Linked DNA regions of Homo sapiens: region 1 is linked to region 2. Evidence: read pairs that join two places in POLR2A ChIA-PET (ENCODE). Cell type or tissue: IMR-90. All regions are shown on one strand.

Region 1 (2,500 bases), 160 kb before region 2:
TTGTGTACTTTTTTTTCTTCTTCTTCTTCGGCATGGAGTTTCGCTCTTGTTGCCCAGGCTGGAGTGCAATGGTGCAAACTTGGCTCACCGCAACCTCCTCCTCCCGGGTTCAATAGATTCTCCAGCCTCAGCCTGCTGAGTAGCTGAGATTACGGGCGCCCGCCACCACACCCAGCTAATCTTTGTACTTTTAGTAGAGACAGGGTTTCACCATGTTGGCCACGGGCAAAAGAATTTTGTTGAGGGCAAATAATATGAGACCACAAAACTGCCTTCCCTGCTCAGTTTTAATTTTCACAGTTTTAATTTTTAGCCTTCTCTGGTTACCAAAATAACCACGCTCACGGCCGTTCATTTGAAGATATTTCCAGTTAACGTGTGTGAAGTGGGTTTTTTGAGATGTAATTTACAAGCAATAAAATGCTCCTGTCTCTGCTGTCCTGCCTGCCTTCCTTCTCCATCACAGGATTCTCCCTGTGCATTTTCCTTTTCCTTTCTGAGTTTTGTTTTGTTTTGTTTTGTTTTTTGAGATGGGGTTTCCCTCTTGTCGCCAGGCTGGAATGCAATGGTGCGATCTTGGCTCACTGCAATCTCTGCCTCCCCAGTTCAGGCAATTCTGTCTCAGCCTCCCAAGTAGCTGGGATTACAGGCATGTGCCACCACGCCCGGCTAATTTTTTGTATTTTTAGTAGAGACGGGGTTTTGCCATGTTGGCCAGGCTAGTCTCGAACTCCTGACCTCAGGTGATCCACTGATCTGCCCCCACCTTGGCCCCTCAAAGTGCTGGGATTACAAGCGTGAGCCACTGCACCTGGCCTTTTTTTTTTTTTTCTTTGTTTTGAAGCAGGATTTCACTCTGTCACCTAGGCTGGAGTGCAGTGGCGTAATCTCAGCTCACTGCAACCTCTGCCTCCCGGGCTCAAGCAATCCTCCCACTTTAGACTCCCAAGTAGCTGGGACCATAGGTGTGTGCCATCAGACCCGGCTAATTTTTAAATTTTTTGTACAGGCTGGGCAAGGTGGGACACGCCTGTAATCTTAGCACTTTGCAGGGCCTAGGCAGACAGATCACTTGAGGTCAGGAGTTTGAGACCAGTGTGGCCAACACGTACTAGAAAGCACGAAAATTAGCTGGGCATGGTGGTAGGTGCCTGTAGTCCCAGCTAGTCGTGAGGCTGAGGCAGGAGAATCCCTTGAGCCAGGGAGGAAGAGGTTGCAGTGAGCTGAGATCACGCCGCTGCACTCCAGCCTGGGCGACAGAGTGAAGGGATTCTGTCTTCAAAAAAATAATAATAATAAATAGGCCAGACACGGTGGCTAACGCCTGTAATCCCAACACTTTGGGAGGCCTAGGCAGGAGGATCACCTGGGGTCGGGAGTTTGAGACTAGCCTGACCAACACGGAGAAACCCCTTCTCTACTAAAAATACAACATTAGCCAGGCGTGGTGGGCACCTGTAATCCCAGCTACTCAGGAGGCTGAGGCAGGAGCATCTCTTGAACCTGAGAGGCGGAGTTTACAGTGAGCCAAGATGGCGCCATTGCACTCCATCCTGAGTGACAGAGCAAGACTCCGTTCTCAAAAACACAAAACAAACAAAAAAAAACTGTATCCTAAGCAAGACAATGGATCCCCCAGGCCCACCCCTGGGCTTCATCAGCGATGATCACGGCTCCTCTTGTCTCCCATAACCCCCACCCTGCCCGGTCAAAATGCCTCCCTTCCTATGTGATTTTCTTCCAACATTCTCCCATGAAAAAATGTCAGACGCGGCCGGGCGTGGTGGCTCATGGCTGTAATCCCAGCACTTTGGGAGGCCAAGGCGGGCGGATCACCTGAGGTCACGAGTTCAAGACCAGCCTGACCGTCATGGTGAAACCCCGTCTCTACTAAAAATACAAAAATTAGCTGGACTTGTTGGCGGATGCCTGTAGTTCCAGCTACTCAGGAGGCTGAGGCAGGAGAATCGCTTTAACCCAGGAGGCGGAGCTTGCAGTGAGCTGGGATTGTGCCACTGCACTGCAGCCTGGGCAACAGAGCTAGACTCCGTCTCAAAAAAAAAAGAAAAGAAAAGAAAAGAAAAAGTAAAAAACATCAGATGCAGAGTGGGCCTGAGAGAATTTCACATTTCACGGTGACCACAATAGTGCCACCACCTACACCAGCGCTTCCCACCTGAGGTGACTCTGGGCCCAGGGGCCACGTTTGTGGGCATCTGGGCTGTCACAACCAAGGAGGTATATTATGGGTTGAATCATGTCCGCACAAAGATGTCTGTGTCCTCAACCCCACAACTTCTGAATGGGACCTTGTTTGGAAAGAGGGTCTCTGCAGACAAGTTAAGCCAAAGTTGTACGGGAGGGGGTGGACTCTCATCCCGTGACTCCTGTTCCCATGAGAAGAGGGAAACCAGGACACATACAGGGAGACATGGGTGTGTGAAGACAGAGGCCGAGGTCAGAGCGATGCGGCCACAATGAGCGATGAGGCCACAATGAG
Region 2 (2,500 bases):
GGTGTGCATGGCTTGGGGTCGATCTGCAGGAAATTTCAAATCAGCTGGTTGTGAATAAGAGGCTGTTTCTCTAGGAAAGAGGGTGTCAGCACAACAGCAGCCACGGCACAGCAGCCCGGCCCGCCCCGCCCCGCCGGCTCCATTCACCCTGTATCCTCCTGCAATATCCAGCCTCAGCACCAAGGCTTAATCCTTCCCAATCGACCCCACGTTCAAACATACTCTAACGCAAACATCGGTCAGAGTCCAGGAAAAAATGAAGCAGAGGAAGGACAGGGGAGACAGAGAGCGGGTGTGAGCTCCCGGAAGGGCACTTACGTTTCGGCCATCTAGCGTGTGCGGTCTGCTGGCCAGCACCGTCCCCACACAGTTTGGGTCTTTAAATTTGACAAACCCAAAGCCTCGAGACTGGTTGGTGGTTTTATCTTTCATGATAACACAATCTACGACTTCTCCATATTGGGAAAAGTAGCTGCGCAGAGTCTCTGCTCAGAAATCGGGAAGAAAACACAAACACACAGGGCCAGAGCATTAGGCACGTGCCTGGCAGTGCTGCCGGCACGCACACTCCTCCAGTCCACCAGCCACGCACCGAGCGATGCTGCACTGGGGGTGGGGGGTGTACGGGAAGCGCTGGGGAATTCTGCCCAACACACACTTGAGGTCCTCACGTAAATCAGGGGCTGCCAGTGAGCACAGCAGTGGCCAGCGGTTACAACCTGACTTTGTAGGCGTCCAGGAAGGCAACGTTTAAGGCAAGGCAAACAAGACAACTCTGAATGCTGGCAGTGGCCAAGGAGCGCCGACTTTGCTACACACTCTTTCCTCCTATTCTGAACTCAGTAACAGCCTGGCCAGCCCCCAGCCCTCTGCACTTCCAGACAACAGCTGTCTGCCTCCACAAGCCACCTCAGCCCGGAGCTAGGAACCTGCAGCCTGAGGTCTTCCCTGTAACTTGGGATGGAAATACCAAATTAACAGTCTCAGAGCAAATACACACTTACTCTGTCCCCTGCCCAGAAATCAGAACAACGTCAAAAGGACTTTAAAATATCCAAGACAGTAGCAAGAGGCGGGCAGACACAACTTGAAGGCCGAGGTCCTAGAGCCCATCTGCAGTACCCACCTGACACCCCTTCCCCACCTACCTTGGGTCGTGCTCCAGTCAAGACCGCCCACGAAGAGCTTCCTGCGATTCAATGAGAAAACATTCAGGATCAAGACAGCGCTCGCCTTAGAAATGCCCCCATCCAAGCCAAGCTGAGGTCTTAATTCAAACCACAGAAGCAGCTGACGCAAACGTCCTTGTGCACGTGACGGCATACAAAGCTCACAGCAATGGCGAGTCAGCCTCGCCCATGCTGTCTGCAGACATGAAAGATGATCCCAATCCTTGCCATGGGGAGAGGACCGTGCCACAGAGCCGCACGCTGACCTCATGCGTGGCGGGCGATGAGTTCCTGGGACAGGCCAGTGGTGACGGCACCACGCTCACCTGCACTGCTGCCAAGTGGGACACAGGCTCGCTTTCCTACAGCTTTTGCGAGTATTTTATAATCAGGAAAAAGAATGTAGAAGTCTACATCTGAAATGATGCACAGTAAACTAGAAGCCTATGCCACACGGCCTCTGAATTACAGCCTGGGGCGGGGGTGGGGGGACACAGACAGAAGCCTCCCAATGAGCCTGCACTCACGAACTAACGAGAGGCCCACAGATGAAGGTGAAGGCCCTGAAGCTCCAGTCTCAGCACTGGCCCCACTTACTTACCCCCGACAAACCCGCGCCACCCCCATTCTGGGGCTGTCTCTTATTGGCAGATGAGAAGGGCCTGAAATTCAGTCTCAGCACTGGCACTTCCTGCCTGCCCCCACCAAAGACCCGCGCCACCCCCGTCCTGGGGCTGTCTCCTCCGGGCAGAAGAGCTGGAGCTCTCCCAAGGCGTCCGCCATCGACCCTGCAGCGACGCCCAAGGGCCCACTCACCTTTCCACCTCACTGCCGCTCCAGGTGGCCCCAGGGCCTTGGCTGTGCCAACTCCCAATGGGGACTGTGCCAACTCCCAATGGGGACTGTGCCACCTTGAGTCAGCCATGGCACCCACTGGGCATGTCTGAGACACCACAAGGCTTACCCAGGCACGGGGCCTTAGATGTCATTCAAGCTTCCCCCAAGCCCAGGAGGCAGGGAAGAGGTGGTTCTATCGGCGACTCTCCCATCCTGCCTGCTTTCCCTGGGAAAGAGGACACGCATTCAGAAATGAAGTCCCTGAGCTGAATCTCAGCTGTGACTCAGTGCCAGCACCATCATCACCCTTGGTCTCCAGAGAGCAAAACACCGTGCAGGCCAAAGCTCCCACCTGAGCCGCAAGAATCCTGCCAGCCTCACTGAAAGCACCATTCCCACGCGGGGCCCTGTATCCCTGACGGCCAACCACACCACCCTTGGCTTCGGCTTTCAGCAAAAACGTCGCTGTCAGGTTGAACACGTTACTGCCCCAC

Evidence for each region. Peaks named below come from ENCODE experiments on the same cell type or tissue, not always from the same donor. Only the 100,000 strongest peaks of a DNase experiment are listed, where the experiment ranks them.
Region 1: POLR2A ChIA-PET joins it to region 2 with 6 read pairs; 3 of 35 experiments call an interaction of 5 or more read pairs at or near these places.

The regions. Positions count from the first base shown.
Region 1 is chr19:1,571,532-1,574,031 of GRCh38, reverse strand. It overlaps MBD3 (methyl-CpG binding domain protein 3), which reads left to right. Exons shown (of 7, transcript NM_001281453.2): 7 at 1-436. Among named protein-coding and RNA genes, the nearest start is that of MEX3D, 4.5 kb to the right of the region's middle. In IMR-90, no CTCF peak of the experiment used is centred here; no DNase peak of the experiment used is centred here.
Region 2 is chr19:1,416,189-1,418,688 of GRCh38, reverse strand. It overlaps DAZAP1 (DAZ associated protein 1), which reads right to left. Exons shown (of 12, transcript NM_018959.4): 2 at 1,149-1,189; 3 at 319-485; 4 at 1-23. Among named protein-coding and RNA genes, the nearest start is that of DAZAP1, 9.9 kb to the right of the region's middle. RefSeq lists enhancers at 1,567-2,161, 2,162-2,500. In IMR-90, no CTCF peak of the experiment used is centred here; a DNase peak (open chromatin) is centred at 1,298; H3K27ac peaks cover 897 bases.